Linked DNA regions of Homo sapiens: region 1 is linked to region 2. Evidence: chromatin contacts called from ENCODE Hi-C data. All regions are on one chromosome and are shown on one strand. The core of a region is the stretch at or near the end of the contact, and the rest is flanking DNA. Distances in the headings are between cores, read along the strand shown. Region 1 has its middle 74 kb from the start of TXNL1. Region 2 holds the start of LINC03092 (long intergenic non-protein coding RNA 3092).

Evidence for each region. A loop is a pair of places that touch in the nucleus more often than their neighbours do. Pooled maps may share reads with other maps.
Region 1: a map of heart right ventricle shows a loop between it and region 2 (4-fold over the local background). The contact joins the enhancer-like site here to the promoter of LINC03092 in region 2. A Hi-C loop is called at or near these places in 11 of 168 maps with a recorded cell type or tissue (adrenal gland, cardiac septum, endothelial cell of umbilical vein and 4 more), 1 of 37 single-sample maps with no recorded cell type and 13 of 50 pooled maps.

The regions. Positions count from the first base shown.
Region 1 is chr18:56,562,056-56,567,099 of GRCh38, forward strand. No RefSeq gene overlaps it. Among named protein-coding and RNA genes, the nearest start is that of TXNL1, 74 kb to the right of the region's middle. RefSeq lists an enhancer at 1,277-1,778. Within about 2 kb of position 3,661, at least 2 of the 41 ENCODE cell types and tissues checked have a DNase peak (open chromatin) inside an H3K27ac peak, as active enhancers do.
Region 2 is chr18:55,994,849-55,999,855 of GRCh38, forward strand. LINC03092 (long intergenic non-protein coding RNA 3092) reads left to right here and starts at 1,363. Exons shown (of 2, transcript XR_001753454.2): 1 at 1,363-3,861.

The sequences.
Region 1 (5,044 bases), core at 2,411-4,910, 570 kb after region 2:
GGCACACAGAAAGTTAACCGGCCGGGCACAGTGGTTCACACCTGTAATCCCAGCACTTTGGGAGGCAAATTATGAGGTCAGGAGTTTGAGACCAGCCTGGCCAACACGGTGAAACCCCGTCTCTACTAAATATACAAAAATTAGCCGGGCATGATGGTACGTACCTGTAATCCCAGCTACTCCAGAGGCTGAGGCAGGAGAATCGCTTGAACCCGGGAGGCAGAGGTTGCAGTGAGCCAAGATTGCACCACTGCACTGTAGCCTGGGTGACAGAGCGAGATTCCTTCTCAAAAAAAAAAAAAAAAAAAAAAAGAAGTTAACCAATGGTAGCTATGATTATTGGCTATTGCCCAGTTCTTAGCATTTCCTCTCCACAAAATAACCAGTTACACTTCTGAAATTGGACTTTAATTATATTACACAATAAGGATATGTCCCTAGCTAAATTGTACTTAGCAGTGAAATTGATCATAGACAATGAATTACAGGATTTTCTACATAAAATTATCTACAGTATTTATGGGTTGAATTGTGAGTCCCGATTTCTCTCAGCATAAAGGAGTGGCTCATCTCACACCATTCCTCCCAGCATGCATGGCTCGTCCTCCCCCTGCAGTCACTCAGCCGGCTGCTGGGGATGTCTTCGTCATTAAGGCTCTGTGCTCTGGGAGGAACTAACACAAAACTCTCAATTCCCGATCACCAGGACCAATTGCCTTTCCTGTAAATGCTTGCAGCCTCACACTTGCTGCTTTCTACTGCTATACCCTCTTCTCATGCTGCTGCTGTAGCCACCCAACAACCTTCTCAGAAAACAGTAGATTATTTCCAAGGCTCTCAATCCCGCTGGCTCCTCCCAGGGAAGAGAAGCTTGGAGGGAGAGAGGTTTCATAGATTCCCCCTAGACTGCAAGGTTTTGTGAGATGGGTAAGAGTACGGACCCACTCCACATAATGCCCCGGGCAGAATCCCAGGGAGAAAAGGCTTTGTGGTGCACCCGGGGACACAGGGACCAACAGGACCAGCCTGGGAGCCCCAGCTCCTGAGACCCCCCAGACCTGGGCTCAGAGGGAAAATCTAGTGAAACTGCCTCAACTCGAGGGACCGGGAGGACAAAGCTGGGAAGGCCTTTCCCTACGTGTTTATACCGCATTCCAGCCACCTTGGACTCCAATGTCTGGGATCATTTGTCCGTGTTGAGTACAGGGTCCTAGGATTCAGCAAGAAAGGAACAATCCTTGCCCTCCTGGAGCTTACAATCTAGTCTGGGGTAGAGACGAGTGAGCAGACAATTACAGTAAGTCCTAAGGGTGGCGGAGACTAAAGGACTCAGGGAAGTCTCTCAGAAGGAGATGGTTGCTAAGCTGAGATTGAAAACAATAAACGGAGTTTCTGTTCATCTCTTGCATAGCCCCTCCCCCTTGCATGATATTTGGGCAGAAAAGAGTTGGCAGGGGACAGTACCACCAAGAGGAAATTTTGCCATGGGAAGGGGGCCTGCGGACATTCCCCTATCCCTTCACTGTTCAATTGCTTTTCCTTCCCCTCCTAAAAGCTAAGCAGTGGAATCTTACAGGCTAAAACCAGAGACTGCACACAGTGCTTATTTCTAACCCTTGACTATCCGCTACCCGCTACCCGTGGATTAGAGAAGCAGGGTAACTTGACACCAGGCAATTTGACCCCGTTGGGAACACCCACAGATCAGGCCCAGTTCCCCTGCTGGCCGCCATGTGGCTGCCTGTGCCCCTTGCAGCCAGTCAGCCCCCTGGTGGCCCTCACCAGACTGTCCCACACCCCTGACACGGGGCTGCAGATGTTGCCGTTCTATTTTAGACCACAGCACAAGGAGGTGGAGGGGACAAATGTGCCTCACACCTCATGCATAGTACCAGGACCTTGGCTGCCTCTGCTCCTTGTTTCAGGACTTGGGGTGGAGTCCTTGAAACACTTCACACAGCACTTTACACTCTATAAGGCATGGGTGGCTCTTGCCATCTACCAAAATGAAAAGCCAGCAGCATTGAGGCCTTGAAGTGAACTGCCACAGATCACACCACCAGTAAGAGACAATCTGGACTTGCACACAGTTCTCTCTGGCTTTGGCCCACTGTAGTGATCCATTTTAAAGGAAGAAACTTTAGGCTGGGCACAGTGGCTCACGCCTATAATCCCAACACTTTGAAAGGCCGAGGCAGGAGGATCACTTGAGGCCAGGAGTTGGAGACCAGTCTGAGGAAAACAGTGAGACCTTGTCTCTACAAAAAAATTACAAAACTTAGCTGGGCATGGTGGCACGCACCTGTAGTCTCAGCTACTTGGGAGGCTGAGGCGGGAGGATCCCTTGAGCACAGGAGTTTGAGGCTGCAGTGAACTATGATCATGCCACAGCACTCCATCAAGGGTGACAGAGCAAGACCCTGACTCAAGAAACAGAGAGACTTAAGAATTATCAACTCATGAAACAACTACTCCTACTTCTGGTTTTATAGTTCAGTTCCAAAAACAGTATATTATATTTCCCTCTATACTTTCATCTAATATAGTTCAAATTTGAAAGTACCAGTTTTACTGGACCACTTAGTTGAAATACATGACCCAAGAAACCAAATACTCTTACCAATTACAAATGTGTTTTTACATATTAACTGCCACTTTGGGTCTGTAATCAATTCAGAGCTTGTTAGATAAACAAAAAGTCATCTCCTTTGTTTGAGGTTTATGTGTAAGTTAATAAACGTATTATTCATTTCCAGCGCTGTCAGCATTTGGTCTTTAGCTCTGATGTATATTAAAAACAACTGCATGAATGGTACGTGTGTGTAAGAACATATACAGCTCATATATTCATTACAGAGATACATGCAAAAGCACAGAGCATATTTTTAAATCCTGGGATCAATATAGTACCATATTCTTAAGTAGCTGTTGAGATGAAACACACATACCCTAAAATTTGTACAGCTTCTCAGTAGGAGAAAGCTCCAGAAACAGCATGAAAAGTCACACCAGCTGCTGAAGAGGAAGCTGCCTGGGCCTTGAAACACGCTGCAACTGGACTAATGTCTTCCGATATTATGTCATTAATAAAAATCTATCATCTCAAACTTACGCATCTGAGTCTCATTTTTTAAATGTGCTCTTTATTTTTGTCCTCAGACTACCCTGCAGCTCCTAGATCTTGTTTCGTTCTGGGTGGAAAGGAGAGAAGAGGTGGGTCACTCCCCGGCTAGCCCACAGTCCTGGAACTCTTAGCCATTTTGTCTGGTGATGAATGCAGGCCTGAGAAATATCTAAGGAAAAAACTGCGGTGATCCAGATCATAATATATGATAACAGTTTGTAGGTTTAAAAAAATGCAAAGAAACAGAAAAGCCAAAAAAATCTAATCAGACCTGGTTTTGATGTGTGCAGTTTACTTTTATTTTATTGGCAGTTAAAACTCGTCTTGTATTTGGAAACATTTTGAAATTTGTCCCTGTAATGTTTTCAATTAGAAGCTTTCTTGCATGTGATGCATCAAGGGAAAAACAACACTTAGAGTTAGAACTAAGGTACTCCCAGAGACAAATATGATTAATGGGATAATCTTGTAGATTACAATAGTTAGAGGCAGTTCCTGCCATTCCCTGCTCTCCAAGGACTGGGACTACTCACTCCAGTACAAACAGCTGCACATTCCTCAATACCATTATTATCCAACGCAAGGCCACATTCAGCATGTTAAAATTCCTATAATATCCACATTTGGCAATTTCCTATTGTGCAACTTCAGTTTCAGAAGTTAAAGCTTCAAGTTCCATGTGATTACTTGATAGAGTTTACAAATGGAATTGATTTTCTCAAGCGCCATTAAAGGTTGCTCTGTGAGAAACCAAACAAAGACTGCCCCAACAAGCAAAACAGCTTTTATGTGGCACATTGAAAATATAAAGGGCAGTCCTGTCATCTACCAGTCAGTCCCCCAGAGTCCCCCCTGAGGGGCAGGTGAACGTTTTTATTCCTGTTTTACAGGGAAGAAACAATCACAGAGAAGTTAAGAGACTTGTGCGGGGCTTGGCTGAACTGATGGTGGAGAAAGGATTAAGAAAGCCAGACTCCCTGTCTCTGGCTCCCATGTTCAATCCACCAGGAAAGCCAGCTGCTTCTAAGACAATTGCTCAGCTCCACCACAAGGAAAATATAAATTCCCCTCTATCTCCACAAACGATGCAAGCTATAGTGGTAGTGGGCAAAATCTGATTGTAACCTTTTTCTTTTTTCTTTCTATGGTAGAGATAAAGAAAGCCTTTGGAGAGGCCAGGAGCCTTGGCTCATGCCTGTAATCCCAGCACTTTGAGAGGCTGAGGCTGGTGGATCACCTGAGGTCAGCAGTTCGAGACCAGCCTGGACAACATGGTGTAACCCCGTTTCTACTAAAAACACAAACATTAGCTGGGCTATGCACCTGTAATCCCAGCTACTCGGGAGGCTGAGGCAGGAGAATTACTTGAACCCAGGAGGCGGAGCTTGCAGTGAGCCAAGATCATACCACTGCACTCCAGCCTGGGTGACAGAGCGAGACCCCATCTCAAAAAAAAAAAAAAAAAAAACGGCCTTTAAAGAACCCCTAGTAAATTATTTCTGGGCAACAAAATTCCCTTTTAGATGTGTCCCACTCAATTTCCCAAATTAGCTTCTTTTCTTCCTTAACATTTTGGGGATACACTGACTAATCTACACTTTCTCAACTCTAAGCAGACTCCTCCTTGATTAATATGTTGGATCCTTCAATATTTTTTCTATTTGCCCAGAAGTTTTTAGCCTCCTGACATTCGTCTGCAAATTGGCTCCAACGACAAGACATAAAGCTGGCTCTAAGGAAAACTGTAACCCAAAGGAACTTTTTCCTCTGTACCTTGCTTCCTCCTGGTGGCACCATTTTCCACCAAAAGCTGGAGAGAATCCTCCCAAGAAAATCAGCATTTTAGGTCAGTTTTTCTAGTAAAGCCAGCAAAATACAAAACTGTTCATATTAAGATATAAATAGCTGATGCCAGCTTAA
Region 2 (5,007 bases), core at 113-2,612:
AGGATGCCCCCCTCCTGTACTATTTTTTCTAGTTTCTTAAAAACTCTTTGACTATTAGTTCTTCCCAAATGCATTTCCCATCTCACCTTCATCTATGCCTCCATTGCACTTATCTCCATAACTGCCTTTTGCTCCTATTAGATTATGAGTAGGGATTATGTTTTGTTTTGTTGTCTAACACATATGAATAACCCTAATTATAATGATTTCTTAGCACTTGCATGCTTTTTCACTCAGCCATGAAAATAATGGCTGCATAGTTGCCTCATATATTTAATTTAACATATTAAGTTATTCATTTTAACTCATACTTACCTTATCAGGTAAGCTACTGTTATTTTTATTTTCATTTTGTAAAATGAAGGTGCAGATTGCTTAGGAAGTTTCCCCAAGTTACACAGTTGCTAAGTGACAGAGCCAGGATTTGAACTGAGACATCTGACTCCAGAGGTCACTTTCTTGTTCATGCTGCTTGAGGGCTGCCCTGGGTGCTTGATAAATATCTCATTTGTGGACATTAAGATGGGAGTAAGAACTTTGGGAAGATACTCCTTACCCTTCTAGACCATTTGTACCTCTTAAAAGAGGCAAAATGTTTAAGCTGGTACTGGGACCTTTTCCCACTTATGGCTTTCTCCTCATGAGTCCATAGTGTAGTATGTACCTTCCTTTACTCTCTGACCCTTCGCATGATCAGTGTTTTCTTTCTTAGAACATAATCCAATACCCTTACAATCATGATAATGATGATGCGAGTTAACATTTCCAGGATGTTGACTGTATCATATTAAAAAATTTACCACTGACAGTAGAATAAAGCCCCTATAGACCTTGGTAAAGAAATTTTAAACAAAATTTGTTGTATGTATTCATGCCATAAAGGCAACAATCCCCACTGCTTGCATGCAAGCTGCCCTTTTTGGGATTTTAAGCTTCTTCCTGCTGTCATCGGGATGTAAAGGCTGACTTGATCCTTTTTTGACTAGCCCCAGCCTGCACCCCTCAGAAACCTGACTTAATTTTCTCTCCTACCACCACTCAGTCCCACACCTGGGGAAGCCACAATGCAATTAATAGTTGCATTACTTAGGGAAATTATTCAATCTTGCTGAGCCACAGTTTCTGTCTCAGTTTTTTTTCTGTTGTTGTTTGTTTTGTTTTTTTGAGATAGGGTCTCATTCTGTCACCCAGGCTGGAATGCAATTGCATGATTATAGCTCACTGCAGACTCGATTTCCCAGACTCAAGAGATCCTCTTGCCTCAGCTCCTGAGTAGCTAAGACTACAGGTGCATGCTTCCATGCCTGGATAAACTTATAAAATTTTTTGTAGTGATATGGTCTCACTATATTACCCAGTTTGGTCTGGAAATCCTGGCCTCAAGTGATCTTCCTGCCTCAGCCTCCCAAAGTTCTGGGATTACAGGTGTGAGCCACCCGCTCTGGCACTTACCTCTTTCAAATGAGAGTAACAATTATTCCTGCTTCATAGAGTCACCTCCTCTGGTCTGTCTTCCCTGACCCTGTCATCTCAGGAAAGAATTAACCTCCTCTTCATTTTAGTGCTTATCTACTTTGCTCGGACCAATGTGTGCGTCACACTCTACTGTAATTGTTTGTTTATTTGTCTGCCCCACCTACTGAATAGTTAATATCTCAAGGACAGGGACAATATCATAGTTTTGAGTCCCTTATCCCTAGATCACCTGTTGGACTGAATTTCCACAACTACCACCCACCTTTCTCGAGAGTCTCTCAATTGTAGCTGCTTTACATCCATAAAGCCACCCACATCATCCACTTGGATTTCAAATCACTTGAGTAAAACTGAGGGGGTAACATACTAGGGATCCTACTCACCTTAGACAGGAGAACACAGAAATGCTTCTGGTCATGGTATTCAAGCTTTGTCCCATCAAACCATACTAACCAGGCCATCCTAAGTCTAAGGGATGGACAAGAACTTCTGCTGATGATTCAGCCAAAATATCTATGACATCTTACAAGAGGTTTCCATTTCTACACCAGAATTTAGACAGGAGGTGAACTGTGAGTTGATTTCCGGAAGAGTGGCTCTGAATGGGGGGCGGGGTTGTTGGAGACATGCTGTCGAGAGGTGTCTGAGTCTGCAGAATTTGTGATGATAGCCGGTTCCTTGGATAGTACTCTTCCTCATCCTCTTCCAAATCTCATGGTCTATTACAGCTTAGGTGTCCAGAGATTCGTTTGTGCTGAATATTATTTGGAACATTGAATCAAGCATACATCTTTTTAATAGTTAGGGTTATCCCTCTCTCCGGGGATAATTTCACCTGGGACATTGAGGAAATGGAGCTTGGAGTATGTGCACTTCCTGTCATCAAAGAGAGGAGGAGAGGGCGAGCACATTCCGAGTGTGAGCAAGCGGAACCCCTCCTACAGATGTGCCTTTCACTCTCATTTCCTGCTCCAGACCAACCCTTCGGAGATTATTTTCAGGGAGATCTCCCTCTTCTTGTGAGGCCAGAGACTTTTCTAGTTATAAGGCTGGTGCATGTGACGTGTCTGGGCAAGCATACAGCAAAACCACAGAGAAACCAGGGATTAAAGAAATGAAACTGGGCAAACTAAAAAACGCCTTTTGCAGAACTTCTCTTAAGCTTGAGATAAACACCTCCACCTTCCCTCCTCCCTCTTCAAGTTCACAGTTTATTTTTCACTGTGTTCAGCTTGTGGCAGTAACCTCTACTAGAGAGAAGGGAAAATGAGTTGTCCTAATGAGGTGGCTTCCCTAAGCAGCACAATCCTCTGAGTTCAGGACTGAAAGAAAGTGAGAAGAATCCCTCCTGGGATGAGATCTTAAAAGGCAAGGAAACAACGGCCTCAGTCATTTGAGGATGAGTGCATTTTCCCAGTGGGTGCATTGAGAACCATCTTCCTTCAGGCATACTCTGTGGACTTGTGATTTCGGCACTGGCCCAGTCTAAGTCACAAAGAGCAGACAACTCTGTCCCCTTTTCCAGAAATATCAGACTTATGGGAAGATTTCTTCTGCAGATTCCTGTCTTCTTTCTCTTACCTGTAATGAATCATATCTGAATGATGCTTCCACCGGCCAAGTTCCAAGTGCCATCTTTTCCTTCAAGGAAAAGGCCCATAAGTCCTCTCAAGCGATTCTCAGCCTTGGCATATGCAGTGGCTTCATTCAGATTCCAGCAAAAAGGAATTGGCAGGGCATGAATAAGGGCAGAAGGTAATTGAGGAGCCGGGGCTGGTTTTAAGGCAGTACAGAGCCCAGCTCCACGAGCTGAGCTGGAAGGAATTTGCTGTCTGTGCCAGAGGTCATAAAGAGCTGCTGAGCTAGTTGAGCTTTCTAGTGCTCAGAAGCAAATCGATCAGATGAGCTGCAACTGTGGCTCTGCCACAGACCATGAGCTAATGCAGGCTGTACCCAGTGAGCCAGTGCCGCGGGCACTGGAGCCGGCAGTGGGAGAGGGTGAGCCGACATAGCTAATGCCTAACGCCAGGAGGGAGAGACAAAGGGGCCTCTTCTTTAACACTGTGAATAGCCCCAGAGTGAATACAGCCTTCGACAGCTGTGGTTTCATTCTCATCACCGCTGGGCGAGTTGGGGGTGCTAATTGTGAAGCTGGAGAGCTGTTAAAATCAGACCAGATTTGTTAAAGGAGAGGAGTAAGATGATACTTCAGACCAGTATCTGCAGTGGCACAGGCACAAAAGCCCTATCTCAGGAGAAGGAATGAAAGGAAGGCAAAAAGGCCGTGAGAAAATGAAAGAAGCTGGTTGATTGACCCCTCCTCTGTGTCGCCTCAGCAACTTGTCCATATCATTGTTACAGCACTTACCACACAGTTGTAAGACGGTAAGGAAGATTTCTCATTTATTGAGCTTTTACTATATGCCAAGCACTGTTAAAGGAGTTTAACATACATCATTTCATTTAATCCAAATTCAGAGAGGTTAAGTGACTTTCCCAAAGATGTGTGTACACACACACACACGCACGCATATATATGTGTATGTGCACATTTATGTGTGTGTGTGTGTGTTTGCATGAGCATAGCTATTGAGTTAGTCAGGTTCCAAATCTAGTTTTCCATGACTTCAGAACTAAACTCTCCCCCATTATTACCATTTAGCCTCTTATTTCCAAAGCAGGTACTTTATAATACTTTGTGGATTAATAAGCTATAGTACTGATGGTCAAGAGAATAAGATTAATCAAAGTCATCCAGTTTGGAAATTAAAAAGAGGAACTTTCCTGGGAGTCAAAGAGAAGGACACACATTGGACATATGGTCGCAGATTGAAGTTTTCCGTTTTCTCTCTCTGTAATAGCCCTGGCAGACAGCTAATAAGGAAAACATATTGCAGAAAGAATCTTCTCTTCTCTCAGCTCATGTGATGCAGATTTCTGGTAGCAGCAGAGTTTGCTGAAAACAAATAATAATCTGACAATAGGTAAATTCTGCCCCTTTCATCCCAGTGGAATAAATATGCCAAGGGATCCCCAAATTTATCCCTTTGAGGATGCACTGTATTTAAAGAAAGAATTGAGGAAGGCAGCAAGGAGAGAGTGATTGTCATCCTCAGCAACTGTGAGTTCATGGGATGCCACTTCCCTCCCACCATGCTCAGCTTGTTCAATTGATGAAATGATTTCAGATTGTTTTACAAAGGCAGATGATCATTCATGCCAATTATATAAGGATAGAGGGATCACTGTTACATTTTTATTATAAAACTTCCAACAAGAAAATATTCAAGCTAGCCTATGGAAAAGAATTCATCTTTGAACACAAACAATGGGCAAAACTATTCCTGACAATAGAAAACTCCAGGCCTCTACATTCCTTTTGCCTCTCTGTTTTGTTCAATTTAAATCAAGATAAAAAGATGGAAAGCACAACTCCTTAGGGTGGTATGAAATCCACAGAGGCTTTTAACAAAGCTGTCTAACAACAAGTCAGTTCAGATATTCCAGCCTTTTTGGTATTCCTCACCAAAG